Linked DNA regions of Homo sapiens: region 2 is linked to region 1. A link is a loop called in an ENCODE intact Hi-C map of the cell type or tissue named here. Cell type or tissue: GM12878. All regions are shown on one strand. Links, peaks and the distances in the headings refer to the core of each region. The heading gives the core; the rest is flanking DNA.

The links. Hi-C counts contacts between places; a loop is a spot of excess contacts. Peaks named below come from ENCODE experiments on the same cell type or tissue, not always from the same donor. Only the 100,000 strongest peaks of a DNase experiment are listed, where the experiment ranks them.
Region 2: a loop joins it to region 1, with 1.9 times the contacts of the local background. A loop is called at or near these places in 7 of 110 quality-filtered maps.

Annotation. Positions count from the first base shown.
Region 1 is chr11:73,146,312-73,158,629 of GRCh38, reverse strand. IUR1 (imatinib upregulated ABL suppressing lncRNA 1) reads left to right here. Exons shown (of 4, transcript XR_950294.3): 4 at 617-2,850. Among named protein-coding and RNA genes, the nearest start is that of FCHSD2, 10 kb to the right of the region's middle. RefSeq lists enhancers at 784-963, 3,947-4,186, 4,657-4,706, 5,317-5,536, 5,777-5,886 and 3 more. In GM12878, for the core only: no CTCF peak of the experiment used is centred there; DNase peaks (open chromatin) are centred at 4,269, 5,499 and 5,989; H3K4me3 peaks cover 1,437 bases; H3K27ac peaks cover 7,252 bases.
Region 2 is chr11:72,964,785-72,977,102 of GRCh38, reverse strand. All of the region lies in intron 8 of FCHSD2 (FCH and double SH3 domains 2), which reads left to right. Among named protein-coding and RNA genes, the nearest start is that of ATG16L2, 160 kb to the right of the region's middle. In GM12878, for the core only: no CTCF peak of the experiment used is centred there; a DNase peak (open chromatin) is centred at 6,972; H3K4me3 peaks cover 739 bases; H3K27ac peaks cover 3,055 bases.

The sequences.
Region 1 (12,318 bases), core at 1,964-9,963:
ACTCCATGCCCTAGCCCTCTTCCTCTGATAGGCAGGCCTGGGAGCGTCCTTCCTGTGGTTTCAACCATCTGGGAATCTGCAGGTCGCGGATAGCTCAGAGCCGACCTGGGCTGGACCTGCCCCTCTGGACCTTGAGTCTTTATCTGTAATATGATAGTGTGGATTTGCCTGGAGGGATTGGAAGGGATAGGATGGGGAGAAGGAGACAGGGACAGAGCTGTCAGTGCAAACTGGGCATTTTTTTCTGGTAGTTGATAAGTCAGCAGCTGAAAAGATAATCTTACCTTGTATTCCACTTCTGAGATGTTATCTTTCAGAAATCACGCTAAAGGAAAAGGCATGGCTCTAGAAAGGACTGATAATCACAACTTAGTTATACCCAGAGCTGGTCCCCTAGCTGGGCAGCTTACATTTTTGTTCATAGATAATCAGCTGGCCCTTGTGGCAATCCTGGGAGATGGGGACCCTCTGAGCTCCCTCAGGCCCATACTTCTTCTTCTTCCAAAGTGATCTCAAGGTGTTATCACTGTCTGTGTTCCCATCTTCCCACCACCCCCCCCAACCCAACAGATCTGAGCCCCTCCAGGGTTGCCTCCTTTCTATTCTGTATCCTTAGGGCCCAGCAGCTCACCTGGACCACGGAAAGCACAGAAAGAACTGGCTGAATGAATCAAGAGATCAAGTGTTCTCCCTGAGGCCCTGTAACAGCTCTGCAGCTGACTGCCCAGAAGGAAGCAGAAGTGAGTGACAAGTTGGGGGAACCAGAGCTTGCACACCATAGGCCTGAACACTAGCCTCTGGGGAAAGGCAAGTCCAGCTGACCTTGGTGAAGTTAGGACCCGGGCCGAGGCCACCTCTTCTGGTTCACCCTCTGCTGGCCTCCCAGCTTCTTTGGCTCAGCAACACCCAGGATTCCAGGCATGTTTGCCTCTGGCCTTCTAAAAATACCCAGGCCACCCAGCACCTCCCAGATGTCTGAGCGCTGAGTCTGTGATTTCCCTGCCGGTAATGGGACAGCCCCGGGGTGGGCAGGCGGGGGTGGCTCGAGCAGCTCAAGCCACTTCCTCTGCCTCCCATCCCCTAGCCTACCAGAAGCTGGACCCAGCCCTGCCTCCCAATCCTTGCAAGGCAAAGGAGGGTAGAGGCTAGCAGACCTCAGAGATTGTTGACTCCAGTCTCTTCTTGGGACAGATGGGAGATCTGAAGTCTAAGGATTGCTCATGGCACTTGTGCCATTAAGGTCCTCCTCACCCCACTCCCCAGCACTGTGTTCATGCCTGCTGCTGTCTCACTTCCCACATGCTACTTGGAGTCTAGGTCTTGGAGCCCAACCTGACTTCCTCCATGCAGCTGAAAGCTCCTGACAGCAGTGAAGGGGAGGATCCCTGTGGTCTCCATGGTGCCTGGAAGAGTGTCCAATCCAGAGCACACCATCAGTAAACGTAGATTGGATTGAACAATGTAGTGGCAGCTGGGGCAATGGGTGGAGCACTGGGCTGGAGGACAAAGCCTCTGAATTCTATCTAGCCCAGGGTCAGCCACTGTGATACTATGCATCCTCATCAATTGCCCTGGACAAACCTGTTTCTCCTGGGCTGGATAGGATGGTGTCTAAGGACTGAGCCAGCTCTGCTGATATGAAGCTGCAAGCTGATGCCCTGCTGGATATTCCTGTCCCTTCTCTGCTCTACTGTATGTCTGGGAGAGATGGCACAACCTGTAGGTTCCATCAGCTCCAGGTTCTCAGCTTCTGCTCCTCCCTCCGTGCTTCTGAACATTCCACCTCTGGTCCTAGCCCCTGAGGCCCAGCTCTTCCAATAGTGCCACTTCCACCTCTGCTGCTGGGTACACAGGGGTGAATGCATACCTACCTCGCTCACTAATCATGTGACCTTGGGTAAGGCATTGCCCTTTTCTGGGCTTCAGTTTTATCATATCTAAAAGGGAATAATAAGGCCTACCTTAAAGGAGTGCTATGAGGATGTAGGAGATTCCATAGCTCAGATGTCAGGTTATATATCACCTCCTGCAGAAAGTCTCCCCTGTCCTCCCAAGGATGGCTCAGATAGCATTTGTTGCTGGCTCTTCAGTTCTGACCTTCCCATGTTCACACTATGTGGTCATTGGCTCTCTATGCATCCATCCCCCACCAAGCTGTGGGCTCCTCAAGGCCAGGAGTCTCCAGGACCCAGTACAGGACCTTTACAGATGAAGTGCCTGGGAACGTTTTTTGACAGACACAGTGGGTGAGTAAAGCCTGAGAGAAAGGCAAGGGGTTGTGCAGAAGTCTGGGAGTCTGAGTAAGAAGTGGCCTGACTGACAGGGCAAGTTCTGGTGGTATGAATATTGACAGCTGCTTGGAGCCCTTCCCCCATTTCCCTGCTTGGTAAATTCATCCTTCAAGATCCCAGGAGAGCATCTCCTTCCCTGAGAAACCTGATCACTCTCCCCTCTACCACATTACACACTCCACTGTAGGTGTTCTTTACACACCTGTCTCCCTTCTCAGATGTGAGTTCCCTGAAGGCAAGACCCTGTTGGATCTCACAGCACCAAGCACTAGATCTGGCATGAGTTAGTCAAGGTTTTGGAGCAGAAGAATGGATGGAGGAAATAATTTCTGAATCGAACTTGGAATTGAACTGCCTGAACTTTAATGCCCTTTCCAGCCTTAGGGATGATAATGAATTACCAAAGTGAGAAAAATGGAGGCGCAAGCTGTTGTCATCCTTCCAGAGGCACCCTCCAAGTGTGTGTGGGTGAAATGTGAGCTGGAGAGAGGATTGACAAAGAGCAGTGAAAACATATTCCTGGACCCCATTCTTTTTTTTTTTTTTTTTTTTTTTGAGATGGAATTTCCCTCTTGTCATCCAGGCTGAAGTGCAATAGCTCAATCTCGGCTCACTGCAACCTCCACCTCCCAGGTTCAAGCGATTCTCCTGCCTCAGCCTCCCGAGTAGCTGGGATTACAGACACACACCACCACGCCCAGCTATTTTTTGTATTTTTAGTAGAGATGGGGTTTCACCATGTTGGCCAGGCTGGTCTCGAACTCCTGACCTCAGGTGATCCACCTGCCTCGGCCTCCCAAAGTGCTGGGATTACAGGCATGAGCCACTGTGCCTGGCCTGAACCCCATTTTTATCTCTGGATTTTTCTCTCTGTTGAAGAATTGCTGCAGAAACCATATTCTAAGTATAAAAGGCCTTTAGATACCTAAGATGATCCCCAGAACCTTGATGTGAATCCATTTACTCATACTTTACATTCTCACTTTACACTTTGAGCATGAAGCCCATGGTGATCTGGTTGTAAAAGGTTTAAAGGTTAATTGGCAGCCAATGTTGGGGGTGAGAAGTTGCTGCTGCAGGCAGGCAGGTATTCACCAAGGCAGCAGAGAGAGGAGGCATCTGCCAGGCTGGTAGAAAGGAAATAGAAAAAGAAAACAGGCCGAGAGCGGAGGCTCAGGCCTGTAATCCCAGCACTATGGGAGGCCAAGGCGGGCGGATTGCTTGGTTGCAGTGAGCCAAGATCGTGCACTACACTACAGCCTGGGTGACAGGGCGAGACTCCATCTTAAAAAATCATAATAAATAAAATAAAAATACAAAAATTATCCAGGTGTGGTTGTGCATGCTGTCGTCCCAGCTACTCGGGGCGCTGAGGCAGGGGAATTGCTTGAACCTAGGAGGTGGAAGTTGCAGTAAGCTGAGGTCACACCCCTACACTCCAGGCTGGGTGACAGAGCGAGACTCCGTCAAAGAAAAGAAAAGAAAATAGAAGAGAAAAGAGAAGAAAGAAAATGGGCAAAAGCAACTAAAGGTACCACAGATCAAAACCTTTAAGATCAGCATTGGGTACACCATTGCATATCTGCTCTGGGCAAATCCCTTTCTGGGCCTCAGTCTCCCCATCCGTAAAATGAACAGGTTTTACCAAGGGCTCTGAGGGCTTATGATTCTCCAGGAGTTTCCTTATGTGAGGCCTTTCTGTCCCCAACCATACAGATCAGATGAGGTGTCATCAAAGTCAAGACTCCAATTTCTAGGGTTTGTGGGTTATCAGGCTTTCCTGCCACAAACTTTCCTGCCACGAACCTCCTGCTAGGCTCCTCAGGGGGAGTTCACTACTGTGGCTGTCTGGGCCGAGCCCCCAAGAAGAAACAAAACTCTCCAGGGTCTGGTGCAGAGGCTGTGGCCCAAGGTCTGCTTGCTGCCTAAGGAAGATATGAAAAGGAAGCCTGGCTCTGGGTGAAACGGAAGTGTCTGAGGTCTGACAGTTGCTCTCAGCATGGTCTCTGCAGCCAGGAGGGAAGTAAAACTGTCTGGGCATCTGGTAGTTTCTACCCTGAGAGTCCACAGGACAGTGACAAGTGGGGCCTGGTGCAGGCCTGTTCTCTGGTCCAGAGCCCTAGCTTAGGCCAGAGACAGTCTTTGGAGAGATGCTGGCCCAAAGATTTGGAGGGAGGGCAAAGGAGAATACTCTGAAGCTGGTTCATGACCTTAGGCAAATCTCTGTGCCTCTTTGGGTCCAGTTTCTCCATTTGCAAAAATGGAGTTTGGGCTAAATTTGCCTGTGCAATAAGGGTTTCTGGAATGGTGGGCACTGGGGATACAGAGACAATTTGGTTACAAGGAACCTGGATTGTTACCCTGCTGGCAAGGGACTCACAGCCTGGTAGGACATAGTTACAGAATCATTGGTTAATTGTGATTATCAATGCATGTATAGGTGCCGAAAAGCTGTGGACATAGAGCATTAATTCAGCATTCATCCAGAGATCCAGGGAAGGTTAAGCAACTTGCCCAAGGTCATATAGATATTAAGTGGTCCACCTGGGGCCAGAGTCTTGAAAGGAAGGGGAATTCAGAAGAGGACATGGCTAAATAGAAGTCTGGAAGACCAGTCTGCTTGTGCTTGCTGCTGTCATCAAGATCTGAACAAAGTTATGGAGACCCAGAGGAGGGGAGATTAATTCTGACTTAGGAGAAGGAGGAAGACTTCACAGAAGCAGAGGTTTTGAGCTGGGGTTTAAAGGGCAAATATGAGTTTATCAAGTACAGAAAGGGAGAAGGGTGTTAAAAGCTGAGGGAACAGCATATTCAGATGTGTGATGTTGCTAAAAAGAGCCTGATGAGTTGCTGGAAAAGTTGTCTGTGTGTGTTTGTGCGTGTGTATGTATGTGCGGTATGTTAGGAACAAAGAGTACCTAAAATGGGAGGACTGAGAGATGAGGTTTCATAGTCTGGCTGGAATCACACAGTGAAGGGCCTTGAATGTGTTTGGAGGGCAGTGGGCAGCCATAAAAGGGTCTTAAGCCACGGATGCATGGTCAAAATAGCCTATTAGCAGTCTTGCTCGGGCTGCTAGGAGGGCAGAGGACCAAAGTACAGGGCTGGGGCCAGGCAGAAACAACTGTAAAGAGGCAGTGGCAGAGGATTGAGGGTGTCAGGTGTCAGGCCTAGCCCCTGTCAAGAAATAGAAACTTTTCAAGAGACTACATAGGTGTGGAGGAAACAAGAATTGAAACCTGAGCCCAGCTGTGGCTGTGGTCTGGGCAGGTGCCGTAAGCAAGGGAAGTGAAAGGGTTGGGGTGACTTCCAGTTGAAGGAGGGGGATGGCTTGTGGGGGATGCTAGGGGCCTGTCCTCAGGCTGGAGACCTGTTCCAGGACGGGGCAGGGTAAGGGGCTATGCCTGACCAAGCCCCTGCCTCTTGTTCCTGCCCTCAGAGATCCCACTTCCTTCTGCTAGGCCTTAACTCTTTCTCCTGAGATATTCCTTCCCTACTCCCCACCCCTCCCAGTGTTCCATCCCACCCTTTCTAGCATCCCATGGTTCCTATCCAGGTCCTGTAGGCCCTCCAGCGAGGCTGCCCCGAGCAGCTCAAGTTCCTTGGCTTCTCCTACACCAACCTGCACTGCTCATGCTGCCTGAGCAGTGGTCTGACCATGTTTTGCCTTGAGGCCTGTTTTATTCTGTAGTGTTGGTTCACCAAACTAGTCACTGTTACTTCACTGTCACCTCACTGCAGCTGCAGGTGCCCCTGTCTCATTGGGCTCTGCCCACAAGAGCTCTTGATAAGTCAGAATCAGACCCTCATGTGCCCAGAGAAGCTAGCATTGAGTATGCCTGGCCCAAAGCATGAACTTGGGGAGGGGCTGTTCATGGGCTGCGCTGATGAGTTCTTTGTTCTGGGGCAAATCTTGACATGATTGTGTCTGTTTTTTTCATTTGTTCGTTTGTTTGTTTTTTTGAGACAGAGTCTTGCCTCATTGCCCAAGCTGGAGTGCAGGGGCACCATCACAGCTCACTGCAGCCTGGAGCTCCTGGGCTAAAATGATCCTCTCACCTTAGCCTTGTGAGTAGCTGGGGCCACAGGCATGTGCTGCCACGCTTGGCTAATTTTTTATTTTTTGTAGGGGTTATGAACCACGAGGGGTGAATTCCTTCCTGCTGGTCCCCAAATACCTGACCCTCCACCTGGATCTGCCCATTCAGATCAATCATCTCCAGGTGCAGGGTCAGGTATTTGGGGACCAGCAGGAAGCAATTCACCCCTAATGGTTCAGATGAAGAGACTTTAATGAGGGGACTACTGTACTGAGGTGTTGGCAGGGTAAGAGAACAAAAAAAAGGACGTTGAGGCACCCACCCAGAGGCTGGCAACAGTGGAAAAGTCTTACGGCCCAGCACTCAAAGGGGTCAGGAATCATGTCCAGACCGAAGTGGAAGCCAGTTGGCAAGAAGGCCTCATGAGGGAGCCCACAGAGGTCTGCCTCCCAGGGCACAGTGCAGGGTGTGGGTGTGGGTGCAAATGGAGACTAACGGTCTCCAGATATGGCTGAAAGATTCTCACCCAGATGGAATATCTGGAAGATGCCTCTGGCCTTGATGCAGTCACTTCTCTGTGATCGGTGCTGGTTTGGAGGTTTTTCCAGCTGTCCCAGAGAGAACAGGTGAAGCTTTACTTTCAGAGTAATTCCGGTACCATCTAGAAAGCATGTTCTGGTCTTGATAGTGACAGACTAGAGAGTGACAGAGGCATGTGGGCCTCAAGGGTACAGAATTATCCCAATATACAGAGTGACAGAGGCACGTGGGCCTCAAGGGTACCGAATTATCCCAACATATATAGTGACACAGGCCCAGAGAGAGTCAGAGCTGTGCCAAGGGTAAACAGGCCCAGGGCAGAACATAGTAGAACACGGTGGAGGGGAGATGCTGTGAGCTCATGTTGGAGAGGTACACAGCATCCAGATTATGGAGTTAAGGCCACACAGCTAGAGAGCAGCAGGGCCAAAGGTCCAACTGGTCAGTCTGAATTGGAACTTGACTCAAGCTCTTAACCAAGACCCTAAGCTGACCCTGTAGAGAAAAGAGAGAAGGGTGTTAAAAGCAGAGGGAATAGCATGTTCAGATGCATGAAGTTGCTAAAGAGCCTGATGAGTTGCTGGAAAAGTTGTGTGTGTGTTTGTGTGTGTGTACATATATGCTGTGTCTTTGGAACAAAGGGTACCTAAAATGGTAGGACTGAGAGATGAGGTTATGTAGGCTGGCTGGAGTCACACAGTGAAGGACCTTGAATGTCAGGTTAAAAAGCTTGGGCTAAATTTGGAGGGCAGTGGGCAGCCATAAAAGGGTCTTGAGCAGTGGGTGCATGGTCAAAATAGCCTATTAGCAGGCTTGCTTGGAAGCTGATGTGCCTGTTTGTTTGTTTGAGATGTGCAGCTTCTAAGTGCACATCTACTTGGAAGCTGAGTGCCCAGTGTGCAGACAGGAAAGGTACTGGAGTTAGTGTGACCAAGCCCAGGGTATCTTGTCTTTCAGACACACCCCATCTTCTCCTTATGGACCACTCACTCACAAACCTCCCCCGGTCACAGGCTCAGCACAGCAGGTGAGGTTATAGGCTGAATATGAGCAAAGGACAGGCCTGTGCAGGCCCTTGGGCACATCCTCCCTTAGGTTGCTGACTGGGCCTTGTATTCCATGACCTGGCTGCCCACACTTAATGTTCCACTACTGTTAAACCTCTGGGTCTACAGACCTTGAAATCCATCCATCTAGTGTGCCTGTTGGGTGCCACAAACAAGATCTCCTCCCAGAAGTCTACGGGGATGGGGACATTGATAGGATGAGTGAGATAGCCAATATTTGTGGAGTGTGATAAAACCATAAAGGACTACTGCTTTTTAAAATTGGGAGCAGAGCCAGGTGCGGTGGCTCACACCTGTAATCCCAGCACTTTGGGAGGTCAAGCTGGGCGAATTGCTTGAGCCCAGGCATTCGAGACCAGCCTGGGCAATGTGGCAAAACCTTGTCTCTACAAAAAACAACTACAACAAAATTAGCTAGGCATGGTGGCATATACCTGAAGTCCCAGTTACTCAGCAGGCTGCGGTGGGAGGACTGATTGAGCCCAGGGGGTCAAGGCTGCAAGCAAACTGTGATTGCACAACTGCACTCCAGCCTGGGTGAGAGAGCAAGACCCCATCTCAATCAAACAAACAGGAAAGTAAGACAGAAGGAAGGAAGGAAGGAAGGAAGGAAGGAAGGGAGGGAGGGAGGGAGGGAAGGAAGGAAGGAAGGAGGAAATTGTGAGCAGACATTCAAGAGGGCCACCCAAGGCTACACCATCTACCTCATTTCACAGGATTCTCTATCCAAGAGAAATATGGATAGAGCCATGTTTCCAAACGTGGCTCAGGCCCATTCAGCTTGTGGTTTTCGCTCTCTCTGTCCCTCCGCAGGGAGTGCCTGCCTCCCATGCATCAAGGCCTACTTCCAATGCAGCCCTCGTGGGCCCCTCCTTTAGACAGAGGCAGTCTTCCCCCACTTAGAACAACCACAGCACTTTGATTTTGTGCTTTGGAATTACTCAGACTCAAACAATCATTAGGGAATTCTATATCTTGCCTCTCCGTCTAGATTGAGGGTACCTGTTAATTCAACTTTTCATTCTCCCCTCCTAGAATACTACAGGTACAGAAATCATTTGCTCAATTAAATGGTGGCAGCCCAGTTCCCATGAGGAAGGTCTGGGTGACTCTGGTAATTGTGATGGAGCGGTTAACCTCTAGACACTGGGGCAGGACCATCTGTGTTCAAATAGCCTACCTCTTACTAATTGTGTGATCTCAGGCAAGTGACTTAGCTCCATTCTTGCAATCAAGACCATTGAGTGTTGTGAGAATTAATGGGTTAACACAGTCAAAGCCCTCAGAGCTGTGCCTGGTACCCCCTAAGCATTCAAGAAATGTCAGCTATTATTATTACAGCTATTATTAGGAGCCAGCCGGGTATGCTTATAAACAATTTCCCACACCCAGCAAAGCTGGAGCAGACACATACACTGGCTTAACCCACAGCCACACTTGGAAATGGGGGAGGGTAGGGAGCTGTAACTCTATTTTAGAGATGAGCAGAGGCTCAGAGAAGTCAGAAGCATTCATTCATTTAACAGGCATTTATGGTGCGATTTCCACATGTCAGGCACTGCCTCTCCTCCCACTTCAAATTCAGTGAATCCTCAGAGTGGGGCTGGAGGCTAGGGACAGAGGACTATGTATTTTAAACAAGCACCCCCTGGTGATTCTCAGCTTAGGCAAGTTGGAAAGATGATTGGATTGTAAGGTCCTAAGGCAAGCATCTTGTCATGTTCCAAGTTTGGACCTGGGTTTTATGGGGGATATCATTTTTTGGTGGCAGATTAGTTTAGCAGTTAACAGCACAGACCCTGTAGCCTGGTTAATTGGGTATACATCTCAGTTTGCCACTGGCTGCATGACCATAGGCATACCTAACCTGTGAATGCCTCATCTGTAAAATGAGGCTAGTAATAGTACCTACCTCAGAGTTGTGAGAATTACATTAGTTTTTTATGCGAAGTGCTTGGAAGGCTGTCTGCCACATAGTAACTATTATAAAGCATGAGCTATTATTATTAATGTACACAGTGTAGACAAGCATCAGACAGAAGGCCGGGGGTGGTAGATTTGACACTTCTTACCCCACGATTGGCTCTGCCTGTAGCGTTGGCAGTGTCTGTCTCTTCAGGGAGGCTCGCCACCTGCTCCTTTCCGCTGGAAGAGCTTTCCTGAGTTGGGGAATTCCCTCCCATGGCGCCCGACAGCAGCTCCTAGCATTCTGATGCCATGTGCTCTGCCCACAGCAGCATAGTGAGAATTAGATCACATCTCGGGCCAAGGCTGGACTGGGAGGACAGGCAGGTGTAGGGGTTGGAAGTGTCCACTTACGAAGGCTGCAAATGGGAGGAGGAGTGCAGACCCTGGGGAGGCTCCTCTCCACACCCTAGGCCAGCTTTGGCTGAGGGTGGTGCCGCAGACAGGGGAAGGGCGGATGCCCACGGAGGACAGGCGGGATGCCAGGGTGTCTGCCAGCCCTCCAGGACACTTATTTTGGCCTGCTGCCCTCGGGCAGGGAGCAAGCAAGTGTATTTTGTTTTGGCATTAACTCAGCAGGCTGTGGGAAAACAGGCAGGCAGGCATCCTGAACAGGGCCTGCTCCCTTCACAGGCCAGCCCATGGTGGTGACAGAACTGCCACCTCTGCATCCTGCTGTCCCTCTCCCACAACTCTCCTCTCTCTCCCCTGATCCCTGCCTGGCCCTCCTTACCCAGCTCAGCCTGAAGGGTCCTTTCCCTGAAAGGGGCTCACAGACTTGGTAGCATCCCATACCTCCCAGGCTAGGCTCTGGAGAAACTCCCTGGTGGAACCCCTGGTGTTACAGATGAGAAAACCCGGGCTAAGGGAGAGGCAGGGACTTTCCAGGTCCTCACAATGAGTAAGGAGCAGAACTAAGATTCTAGTGGGGCTCAATCTCCCCCATGGAAATTCCTCTTTTTGTGGTTTATTTTTTAACTTACAAATAAAGCCATAACAAAATGACGGGAAACTGAAGGAAAACTCAACAAAGGAAACACACTTGTGGGCCAGCACAGTTGCAGGCACTTTACATAAACATTCCCATTTGATTCCCACTGCAACCCTGCAAAGAGCCATTATCTCTCCTTTATAGACAAGGAAACCTGGCTGAAAAGAGGTTTCAAGACTTGATCAAAAACTCTAAGCTTGGCAGAGGAGAAATAGACATCTAACCCAGGTTTGCTTGACCTCAGACCCCTGTAACCTCATCCCTCCACCAAAAGTATTTTACTCATTGGTGCCTAATCACAGTGCAGCTCATGGCGGAAGGTGCTGATCAGCGTTCAATACAGGTGGTCACTCAACCTTCCCTGATGTGTCCTAGGATCAGCAGTTACTTGTTTATGTGGCTCCTCAGCCCTTGCAGACCATTTACCTGTTATTTCATTTAACCTGCACAGCCCTCCAAGAGGAAGACAGGATGGAATTTATTATTCCTATTTTATAGATGTAGAAACCAAGGTTGAGAGGACAGTGATGCGCTAGAGGTCACACTCAGTGAGTACCTGGCAGAGATAGAATTAGCACCGTGGTTTCCTGCCTTGTAATGTTAAAACCATGTGCCTATCAGCTCCTACCATAGCCCTGGGACTGACTGCTCATTTACCGTACACCCCCACCCCTGCCACCCAAAGTTGTAATATTCCCTGGTAGGGGCAACACTTGACAAGATAATTCCTGGTCCCAGTGCCTGCTTCTTAGGGACTTGCCTCTGGCCTTAGATCTCTGCTACCACCTGGTAGGATCTGGGTCCCTATGACCCTCCTGGCCCTGCATGTTTCACTGCTGTGACCTTGGTCTCTGTATTGAGATTGGGAGCTCCTGGTGGGCAGCTCCTCACCTCAGAGACCTGCTTATGACTAAGCCCAGGATAAGGGCTTGTTGAGTGATACTATGGAATTCAAGGCCTAGTGCCTTGAACAAACTCACTATGTGTCTTAAGGAGAGCCCCTGCTCTCTTCTGGTGGCCACCAATCTTGAAGTCTCATTTACCTGTGCTGGGATTCTGTCCTGAGAGCTGATAGTGGAAGAGACTGGCACACTCTCACATCAGGCTGGCAGGAGGCTGGTGTTGAGGGAATTAGCTCAGGGAGCAAAGGCATGGGTAGGGAAAGGTGACTAGGGGTAGGAAGGAGATGAATGGGGATGGGGTCCATAGACCACACTGTCTGCCGCAGCATCCCCAGCTGGACTTGGTGGGGCCCAGGCAGGGAATAGCTGGCATCCAGACGTGCTAACAAGTATTCCTGAGCAGTCTGTGTCAATGCAGGTGGGGGATAATGACACAGAGGAAGACAGAGTAGAGAGAGCTGATGGACCCCAACTGCAGGAACGGTCAGGGATGCTTTGGTGCAGTGTGGGCAGGGGGACTGG
Region 2 (12,318 bases), core at 2,938-10,937, 180 kb after region 1:
AAATACAAAAATTAGCCAGGTGTGGTGGTGGGCACCTGTAGTCCCAGCTACTCAGGAGGCTGAGGCAGGAGAATCGCTTGAACCGGGAAGTGGAGGTCACAGTGTGCCGAGATCATGCCACTGCACTCCAGCCTGGGCAACAGAGCAAGACTCTGTCTCAAAAAAAAAAAAAAAGTTTCATAGTTTGAGGTCTTAGATTTAAGTCTTTAATTCATTCTGATTTGATTTTTGTATATGGTGAGAGATAGGGGTCTAGTTTCATTCTTCTGCATATGGATGTCCAGTTTTCCCAGCACTTTTCCCCCAGTGTATGTTCTTAGCACCATTGTTGAAAATGAGTTCACTGTAGATGTATGGATTTGATTCTGGGTTCTGTCTTCTGTTCCATTGGTCTGTGAGTCTATTTTTATGCCAGTACCATACTGTTTTGGTTACTATAGCTCTGTAGTATAATTTGAAGTTAGGTAATGTGATTCCTCCAGTTTTCTTTTCCCCAGCCTAATTATTCTGAAGAATAAGATCAGGCCTGGCACAGTGGCTTACACCTGTCATCCCAGCACTTTGGAAGGCGGGGGTGGGAGGATCACTTGAGTCCAAGCGTTTGAGACCAGCCTGGGCAGCATAGTGAGACTTTGTCTCTACAAAAAAATTTAAAAATTAGCACGTGCTTGTAGTCCCAGCTACTCAGGAGGCTGAAGTGGGAAGATAACTTGAGCCCAGGAATTGAAGGCTACAGTGAGCTATGATCCTGCCACAGCACTCCAGCCTGGGTGACAAAGTGAGACCTCATCTCTTAAAAAAAGGAAATAAAAAGAATAAGTTCATGTTGATATCTAAATACAAGTATTTGGACAGATTCCCCAAGAAATACTATTTATTTCTTATGCCAGTAGTTACTAGAGCAGATACTGAATATATCTTTCTCTGTCTGTATATTATTAGGCAGATTTCTTTAAACTCTAAACTAAAACAAACAAACAAAAAACTATTGCTAGACCCTGGAAATCAGATAACTGATTTCATCAAATCTACAGAAATCAACTCAGCTGGTTTGTGGTGAGATAATTTGTTCCTCACATGTTCCTTTTTCATAGCATGTTCTTGTGCAATATATGAACTAACATTTTTTAGAAGCTTGTGAAATATTTTCTTTGTGGTTTGGATGAGGAAGAATGAGATACAGTGTGTCATAGTAGAAAAGAGAACAAACGTCAATTTAATGGAAGATTTTTTAAAAGCTTAGTAATTCTTAATAGGATTTATTTCTAGACAAATATTTCTTCAGTGGAAGCCAAACATACATTGACTAGTTGATAATTTGGTGAAGTAATAAAAGATAAACATCTTTCTGTATGGCAGAAATCTAGAAAATATAATTTGACTTATCTTTTGCAGACTTTTTTTGATCAAATGAAGAGAAAAACATTAATATACAAATCCTTTCTAAAATTGATACATAATAACTATATATTTATAGTGTATGTGTGATATTTTGATGCATGCGTACAATGTGTAAGGATCAAATGGGGGTAATTGAGATATCCATCATCTCAAATATTTATTATATATCATGGAGTGTTGAGAACATTTCCAAATCTTCTCTCCTACCTGTTTTAGAATATACCATAAATTATTGTTAACTATAGTCACCCTGCTGTGCTATTAAACAGTAGAATGTATTCCTTCTATCTGACTGTAATTTTATACCCATTAACCAACCTCTCATTGGCCCCACCTTCCTATCCTTCCCAACCTCTGGTAACCACCAATCTACTCTCTACTGCTGGATATATATCCAAATGAATGGAAATCAGTATGTTGAAGAGATGTCTTATAGCACTATTCACAATAGCTAAGATGTGGAATCAACCTAAATGTCCGTCAGTGGATAAATGGATAAAGAAAATGTAGTATATATACACAATGAAATATTATTCAGCCATAAAGAAGATTGAAATCCTGTCATTTGCAATAACATGGATGACCCTAGAGGACATTATGTTAAGTGAAATAAGCCAGGAACAGAAAGCCAAGTTCTTTTTCGGTTTTTCTGGCTAAGCATTAATTCCAAAAATCTTCCTCATTCATATGTAGGCGTATATAACTCATCTTTTTTATTTTGAGTTGTGGCTCTTCTGGTTTCTCTGTCGTCTCTAGCTCTTGTACCTCTGATTCACCTAATGTCTGTTTACTTAATTAATTAGCATGGAAGTCTTCAATTCTATTAAATTCTGCTTAATTCTGCTTTAATTCTGTTAAATCTCTGCTTCTCTTGCTTTATATCCTTTTTTTTTTAATGCCCTCTTTCTTGGAGAGAGTAATCATTTGACTCAGTTCCCATAAATACCATATGATTCTCAAATCTGTCTGCAGCCTGCCCTTTAATTATTCATATTTGTGCCTTTACCACTGGTACTTGTGAATACTGAAAGTAACTAAAAATAAATGCATTTTAAAATTCTGTTTCTCAGTCCCAGTAGCCATATTTCAAATGCTTAAAGGCCACATGTGACTAGTGTCTACCATGTTGGACAGTGCAGATATAGAACATTTTTGCCATCTTAGAAAACTCTGTTGAACAGCAGTGCTCTAAAGCTTATTTTGTTTTTACTTGTTATGGTTTGAATGTGTCCTCTAAAGTTCATGTGTTGGAAACCTAATTCCCAATGCAACAATACTGAGAAGTGGGACTTTTAAAAGGTCATTAGGTCATGAGGGCAGAGCCCTTATGAATGGATTATTGCCATTGTTGTGAGAGTGAGTTATTTATTACAGGAGTGGGTTCCTGATAAAAGGAAAAGTTTGGCCCCTTTCCACTTTCCCTCTTGTGTTCTGTTGCTCTTCTGCTTTCTACCATGGGATGATACAGCGTGAAGGCCCTTGCCAGATACAGGCCCCTACACCTGGACTTCCCAGTCCCGAGAACCATGAACCAAATAAACGTCTGTTGTTTATAATTACCCAGTTTGTGGTATTCTGTTATAGCAACAGAAAATGGACCAAAACTTTGTTTTCTTCCATCCCGCCCCCCGCCCTTACCTGTCTGTTATCAACTCTGCTGGTCATTTTTCCCAGTAACCACTTGGTTATATTTGATTATTTCACAATTAATTGCTCCTTCATTTGCACTCTAGGTCTTTACTTATATCTTGTTAAAGAACAGAGGTTGGCAAACATTTCTTGTAAAGGGACAGATAATAAATAGGCTTCTGTGTTGTGGTTACTCAGTTCAGCTGTTGCAGTGCAGCCATGAATGTGGCTATGTTCCAGTAAAACTTTACTTACAAAGCTGGATGATGGGCTGGATTTGGCCTACAGGCCTTAGTTTGCCCACCCTTGGTATAGAACTTTAAAAACTGTGTTATGAATGTTCTAACTATATAAATATGCTGAAAATAATAAAATGAGTACCCATTTACCCAACCACCAAGCTTCAAAAATGAAACACTCTCAGTACAGTGGAAATCTCCCAGGTGACCCCTCCCAAAACATCTCCCTTATGTTCAACAGATTGTAACTACCACTCTGACAATAGATAGTGTTGTCTTAGATAGTATCATGCCCTGTGATATTATGCAACTTGCATTTTTCTCACTCAACATTGTATTTGTTGAGATTCATTTGTATGAATTTTTAACTTTCTTTGTTATCTTTGCTATATAGTATTTCATTGTATATATATATCATAAATAACTTACCCATTTTCTTTTCTTTTCTTTTCTTTCTTTTTTTTTTGAGATGGAGCTTTCCTCTTGTTGCCCAGGCTGGAGTGCAATGGCACGATCTCGTCTCACCACAACCTCTGCCTCCTGGGTTCAAGTGATTCTCCTGCCTCAGCCTCCTGAGTAGCTGGGATTACAGGCACATGCCACCACACCCAGCTAATTTTGTATTTTTAGTAGAGACGGGGTTTCTCCATGTTGGTCAGGCTGGTCTTGAACTCCTGACCTCAGGTGATCCGCCTGCCTTGGCCTCCAAGGTGCTGGGATTATAGGCATGAGCCACCGCGCCCGGCCATAACTTACCCATTTTCTTAATGGAAATTTTAGTTGTTTATTGTTTTACTGTTACAAACAGTGCTGTTATCAACAGTCTTGTACATTCTCCCTGGCTCACTTGTGCTAGAGATTCTTAAGGGAATATACCTAGAAGTGGTATGCATTAGAAGCTGTACAAAAGAGTGCCAGCTTACAATCCTTTTATTGTACCTTTCAGCATTGTTTGCATATCATTTGAAGCTCGGGAAGCATTTGAGTTTGTACTAGGTGATAGGCACTTGGTGATACAGAGATGAATTGGATGTGATCCATACTGTCATTGAGCCAGAAACAAGGTTATTCTCTGGTGCCGCCCACAAGGGGCTTATGGAATATGGGGTAATAGATTCTTTCCCTGCTACATTGGTTATTTTATGATTGGTTCCCTGTGACTCAGAAAGATAAAATTAGGATGCTTCTTGTAAGTCTTTACCAAACTTCTAAAGTAATTATTTCGAAATATTTTTAGCAGTTGAACAACTTTTTAAAACAAACTCCTACATGGAATCTTTATATATAAAGCAGATAAAAGGGAAGTTATTTGGTTAAAGTTTGTGAGCCTGTTTCCTCTTTGTGTGTTTTCCCCACTCCCTATACCTGCCTGTGACATCCTCTACTTTCCCATGGTTCCTAAGGCATCAGGCTGAATACTAGGGCACCTTGAAATATAGTTTGGAAAGAAATGTTCTAAGACAGGATTTTCCAACTACCAAATTTCTTATAGAGGTCTAAGCTTTACCTAGATGATCTTAATTTTAGAGTTTTTTGAGGTAAACTCATAAAAATATAAATCAAAACATGGTAATCAGTTCACATCCTTCAGTGGACAGGTCTAACAGGTAATTGAATATTCTCATTTCAGAGTTTAATTTAATGTCTTGGGCTGGAGAATCAACAATAGATGAGGGGTACTGAAGCAGAGAATACATAAAACTATTAACGAGAGTATTGTATAGGGTGACAAGAGGCATAAGAAGAAAATTTTAAAGAGATTAACTCTTTTTAAATCAATTTTATTGAGGTACAATTAATATACAATAAGATGCATCTATTTTAAAATAGGGTTGGTTGAGTTTTGACAAATATGTATAACCATATTGTCACTATCATAATTGCAATCAATATCTAGAATATTTCTATCCTCCCAAACTTTTATCTCTCGTTCCTTTGCAGTTATATTTGATTTCCGTTGCTATGTAACAAATCACCACAAACTTAGACGTTTTAAACTACCTCCATTTATTATCTCACAGTTCTGTAGGTCAGAAGTCCAAGTAGGCTTAGCCAGGTTCTCTGCTTAGGGTTTCACAAGGCCAAAATCCAAATGTCACCTTGGCTGCATTCTTATCTGGAGATTCTGGGGAAGAATCTCCTTCCAGGGTCATTCAGGTTGTTGGCAAAACCCAGTTCCTTCTGGTTGTAGGACTTAACTCTGTTTTCTTGCTGGCTGTAGGCTGGGGTCATTCTCAGCTCCTAGAGGTGCTCTCAGGTCCTTTGTACATAATTCTCCATTACCAAGCCAGCAGTAGTGTGTCCAGTCCTGTTCATGTTTTGAATTTCTGACTTTTTTGCTACTAGCTAGAGAAAACTCTGCTTTTAAAGATTCATGTGATTAGGTAATCGCAGATAATCTCCCTTTTGCCATTTAACGTAGCATAATCACAAGAGTGATTATGTTCTACTGACACTCAAAGGAAAGGGGATTATACAAGGGCAAGGGTCACTGGGATCATTTTATAGTTCTGTCTACTTCAGCAGTCTTCACGTATTTTGTTAAATTTATTCCTAAGCATTTCATATTTCTCAATGTTACTGTAACATTTAGGTTTTAATTTTTCCTTTCAGTTCTTTTTATTAATATATAAACATATGATTGATTTTTATATTTTGACCTGTTCCAGTTACTTATAGTGTTACTCTGCATGACAAATGACTGTAAGGCTCAGTGGCTTAAAACAACAGCATTTAGTTTGCCTTCAAGTCTATACTTTGGGCAGGGGGGTCAGTAGGGATAACTTATCTCCGTACCACTCACATCAGCTAGAGAAACTCAAATGTGAAGGTTGAATTCTGAGGGCTTGCTATCTCACGTTTCTCATTAATGCTGCCTATTGACTCAGACCTTCCCGAGGCTGTCAGCTGGAGCTTCTGCACTTGGCTTCTTGGTATTGCCTTTCTCACAATGTTGTGGTTGGGTTCCAAAGGCAAATATGAGGGCAGTGGGGGTTAGGGGTATGTTTTGTCCCATTTTGTATACCTAACCCCAAAATTGGTGTTAAATGAGTGAGAAAGGAGAGGTTCAGCGGCCTTTCTTCATGGAAGTCTTTTCTTCATAGAAGAATTCGCATCTCACCAGGCTTTGTATGTGAGTGGGATGTCGGCAGGCTGTGGCAGCAGACAGTGGCATTTCACAGGGATGGACTTTTATGAAAAGGGGAGTGAAAGTAATGCACAGAAGAAACCAGTGGCTCCATTAATCTTGGAGAGAGCCATGAGAGTGCTAGCAATAGTTTTTAAGTGAGGTTGAAAAAAATTTGACCTTGAGGAAAGAATTCTAAAATGCCACTAAAGTAGCTTTGATTTTTTAAAACCAACCAGGTTAAAATGTGAACACATGATTATTTGTTATCTTAGTTTTAAATGCAGTTTTCTATAACACATGATATTTTTCCATTACCTTTTATTGTAGGGCTTTTAGATAAAAGACAATTTTCATACATTAGAATTGTAAGTATTTTTACTCACTGGATTGTAGACTGTTAGGTTTTGGTAGTGTTCTTAGATTCTGTAATATTTATTGTTGGTTAAAAACTTGAGGTGGTGAGCACTGTTAGCATTAATTTTGGGGTTAAGAAAGGAAGTGGTATATGTATTATCTGTTCAACATTCTTAGCCATTTGTGGCTTTAGTGAGTTTTCTTGCTTTATCAGTCATTTATCAAGTACCTCCCTCTAGTTTTCTTTTTCAAACCACTTTGAAACAGCAAGTTGGGTTCATTTTACTGGTATTCTGATGACTGTTGATTGTGGTTCTCAGGCTGATGTAATCATGTCACAAAATACAATAAAGATGATATTCCATCACTGAGGTGCTTAGTCACAGATTAAAATAGTCCCTGGCCACAGACAAGTCTTTTTCTGAGCCCAGTCCCCTATTCCTGTAATAATGAGGGTCAGGTCTCACTTGTGTGTATTTGGTCGTGTTGTACCTAGCATAACCAATGTGTGTGTTTAAACTTCATCCAATAAATCACTTAAGCCTAAGAATTTTGCTTCTTTATCACAAATAACATAGTGTGGAGTTTGCTGAACTCTATTTTCAGACATGGCTTTATAATTTCTGACTTAATTGCATGTTAAGCCATTTTATTTGTTTTCTTATTAAATTAACTAGTCAAAACATACCGTATTTCATTGATTCTAACATTTGGGCTTTTTTCTAGTCTTTTAATGTTTTTTATATCTTCGATGCTTCTTGTATTCTGTGGTGTCTTAAAGGAGGATAATTTTGCCTAAAGTTCCACTTTGTGCAAGGCACACAAAGAAGTAAGGAAATGGGACAAATACTCTCTACCCTCAAAAAATTAAGACAAAGATTCATCTTTTTGTCTCTGTCCCTCTCAGTGTTTTTCTCTTTCTTTCTCAGACACATACTCTAAAAAATTAACTGAGGTGGCAAAACCTAAATGCCAACTAGCTTTTCTGCACAGTTCTAATCCGATTTTTATTCCTGATATAAATAACTTAAAGCCAAATTAAATTAAATGAAACCATTCTAACATGATCCAAGAGGGAGAAAGTCTGTAGGTGAAGATAATAAACATTGGAATGCAGCTCCGTCTCTCATAAGGTTTTTGAAGGGAGTAGGTAGACTGTTAACACTGATTTTGACATGGCTACACTGGACAGTTCAAGTATTAACTTAGTGCTGACAATGAGGAGGAGACATCTGGAGTCTGAGAAGACCAGCCACCTAAGTGATACCCCAGGTATACTATTTTAAATTGATTTCAAAGAAAATCTATATGAAAGGTAGTAGCATATGTATATATGTGTGTATATCATTAAAACCATGTTTTTCATATAAGATGAATCACTGGACAAAGCCTTAATATTATTACCTATCAGTTTTGAAGGAAAGGATAACTGGGTTTTATTTTTGTTTTGTTTACCAATTTATAGAAATATCTTTTAATGTTACTATAATAAAACCATTAAAGCACCAAGGAGAAGTGTTGGTCAAAGGATGAACCTTGGGTACACAGAAGCACTGCTGGTCTCTGGAGTGAGGATGACTGGTCAGAGCATCCTGACTTCTGTAAGCAGGCCTTATGCTCATGGGGTATATAGTTTATAGCCTTTAACCCTGCCAAGAACAGAGAAAGTTTGCAGGGCTTCTGAAATTCCATGCCAGCACTATCATTTTGGAAATCAGAATAACCCCCCATTTATGGATATTGTAATTTATCATCTGTCAGCATAATTGGAAATATGTATTATTTGGCAAGAAGAGTTCCTCTTCAGGGCTCTCCATTAAGATACATGTGCCACAGTTATTCTGATCCTATGTATTGGAATCCCAGCCCTGGTTAGTCCTCATGGATTATCTTTCAATGAGACATCAAGACATAACTACAGGTAAGATAGCACATCTGAAAAATAGCCTCTGGAGAGGAGTAACCGTTTCTGAACAAAAGCTTAGGTCAACCTGAAGGTATTTTCTAGGAAACAGAATGATAAATTATAGTTTCAAATTAAAAGGCAAAGATCTATCAGTCTTAAGGACAGAGTACCAGTGTTATTTATCTGTAATTATTTTCATTTGTTCAGAAAGTAATTTTGGAGCATCTACATTGTACCCTACATAAAACCTTCAGTGGCTTCTTATCGCCCTTAGGATAAAATTGGAAAACCTCAAGATAATTCCAAAGGCCTTATATGCTCTGTTCTCTGCCCACTTCTTTTTTTTTTTTTTTGAGACAGAGTCTTGCTCTGTTGCCCAGGCTGGAGTGCAGTGGTGCGATCTCGGCTCACTGCAAGCTCCACCTCCCAGGTTCACGCCGTTCTCCTGCCTCAGCCTCCTGAGTAGCTGGGACTACAGGTGCCCGCCACCATACCCGGCTAATTTTTTGTATTGTTAGTAGAGATGGGGATTCACCGCGTTAGCCAGGATGGTCTCAATCTCCTGACCTCGTGATCCGCCCGCCTCGGCCTCCCAAAGTGCTGAGATTACAGGCATGAGCCACCCGCACCCAGCCTCTCTGCCCACTTCTTTTTAAAAAAAATTAGATATAATTCACATACCATAAAACTCACCGTTTTAAAATGTAAAATTCAGTGGTTTTATTATATTTACTAGGTTGTACAACCATCACCACTATCTCATTCCAGAACATTTCTGTTATCCCCCAAAAAAGCTCTATACCCCATTGGCTGTCATTTTGTGTTCTCCCTACTCCCTAGTTCCTGGCAACCACTAATCTGCTTTCTGTCTCTGAATTTTCCTCTTAATGGTCATTTCATATAAATGGAATCATACAATATGTGGCCCATTTGTGTCTAGACTGTTTCACTTTGCATGTTTTCAAGGTTCATTCATGTTGTAGCATATATTAGTAATAGTACTTTATTTTTTTTTGTACCTGAATAATAGTCATATTGATATGGATATACCATATTTTGTTTACCCATTCAAAAGTTGATGGGCATTTGGGTTGTTTCCACTTTTCGGCTGTTACCAGCCTATCTCTATTCTCATCTATTTCCCCCACTACACAAGGGTCTTTTTACATATTGCTCTTACTGCCTAAAACAATCCCTCTCTTCACTATCCTCATTTACTTTCTTAACTTTTTTTTTTTTTTTTTGAGACAGAGTCTTGCTCTGTCGCCCAGGCTGGAGTGCAGTGGCGCGATCTCAGCTCACTGCAAGCTCTGCCTCCCGGGTTCACGCCATTCTCCTGCCTCAGCCTCCTGAGTAGCTGGGACCACAGGTGCCCGCCACCAGGCCCGGCTAATTTTTTGTATTTTTTTAGTAGAGATGGGGTTTCACTGTGTTAGCCAGGATGGTCTCAATCTCCTGACCTCGTGATCCGCCCACCTCAGCCTCCCAAAGTGCTGGGATTACAGGCGTGAGCCACCGCGCCCGGCCACTTTCTTAACTCATAATCAGGGTTCACATCCCAGTCCAAATCTACTTCTTTAGGGAATCCTTCCTCAAACTATATCATATTCCTCTATTATATTTTCTTCTAGCGTCAGGTTTTTTTCCTTCAAAATAATCCTTGTAATTTATAATTATATACCTGATTGTATTGTCTCTTTGCCTTTTCCTCCTACCTTTAGTGTACTATAAACTTCATGAAAGCAAAATTGTGTTTTCTGCTCACAATTGTATCCCTGGAATCTAGCACAGTAACTGACATATATATCTGTTGAATGTATTCATGCAGGAATCTGTTTGCATCATTAAGTACTAGGGACACAAAAATGAAAAACCAGTCTCTTTGCAGGGAGCTTGCAGTGAAGCTATGCAGGCAAGTAAGTATTTTGTAAGAATAAATGCTGTAATTCCCGTATTAGTATAACAAAGTAATATGCTCAGTTTAGTCCGGGTGTGGTGGTTCACACTTGTAATCCCAGCACTTTGGGAAGCCGAAGCAGGAGGATCACTTGAGATCAGGAGTTCAAGACCAGCCTGGCCAACATGACGAAACCCTGTCTCTACTAAAAATGCAAAAATTAGCTGAGTGTGGTGGCGGGCACCTGTAATCCCAGCTACTCAGGAGGCTGAGACAGGAGAATTGCATGAACCCGGGAGGCAGAGGTTGCAGTGAGCCGACATCGCACCACTGCACTCCTTCCTGGGCGACAGAGTGAGACCAACTGAAAAAAAAAAAAGGCTCAGTTCAAAGAAGAATAATAAAGTGAACATCTTCCTTCTTGCCCTGTAGATGTATCCATCACGCTGGTAGTTATATTAAATGTTCCCATGCTTTTCTTTATTGTTTTATTACACAGGAATTTATCCATAAACAATGTTGTTTATCTTCTTCTCTTGCCTCATTGTTACTTTATGTGAATAGAATCATGTTTCCTGCCGATGTTTATATTTTTGAGATTGTATCTATATTGATACATAGAACTGTAGTTCATTCATTTCCCCTCCAGTATTGTGTTCTGTTTTATGACTGTATTACACACAGCATGGATTAATCCTGGTCATGAGGTAGAGCAACAGAATCTTATCACAAGAGATGACATACTGTGTGATTCTATTTATATACTTAAGAACATGCAAAACTAATCTGTGCTAATAGAAGTCAGAACAATGGTTATCTTGGGTGAGGGGTGTACATAGAATGGGAAAGAGTGCCTTCTGAGGTGTTGGAAATGCTCTAAATCTTGATCTGGATGGTAATTACCCAAGTATAATCACATTGAAGACTTATGAAGAGTCACATTTACATGTTATACTTTAACAAAAAGTTTCAGAAATAAATACATGAAAATATTGAGTTTTAAAAAAATACTATAATGGCAGTATGTACAAATGTAATTAGAACATAGGAAATAGAAGGAAAGTCACAAAAGGCTTTATAGAAGTAGCTTTTAAGTTAAGACTTATTTTGTCTCACCTGGTAGAATGTAAGGCATTGAAAGGAGGAACTGTGTATTGTTTCCTACTGTGTTTTAGTGCATAGAAGAGCGCTCAGTAAAAATTCATAGAATTGAATCAAATTTAGTTTTCCTGGAAGACAGGCAAATGGAGAACTTTCCAAGTATAGAGGCAACAATAATTCTGGGCTACAGATAGAAGTAGTTCAATATTTCTACAGTATAATGTACAGCTGGAGTGTAGCAAGAGATGAGGCTGGATTCTAGGAAGTTATATGAATGGGGTTGTATCCACTGTTAAGAATTGTTCTACAGGCAATGGGGATCTATCAAAGACCTTTGAATTAAGAAGTAAAATGATTGGCCAGGCGCGGTGGCTCATGCCTGTAATCCCAGCACTTTTGGAGGCCAAGGCGGGCGGATCATGAGGTTGGGAAATTGAGACCATCCTGGCTAACACAGTGAAACCCCGTCTCTACTAAAAATACAAAAAATTAGCCGGGTGTGGTGGCGGGCGCCTGTAGTCCCCGCTACTCGGGAGGCTGAGGCAGGAGAATGGCGTGAACCCGGGAGGCAGAACTTGCAGTGAGCCGAGATCCTGCCAGTGCGCTCCAGCCTGGGCAACAGAGCAAGACTCCATCTCAAAAAAAAAAAAAAAAAAGTGAA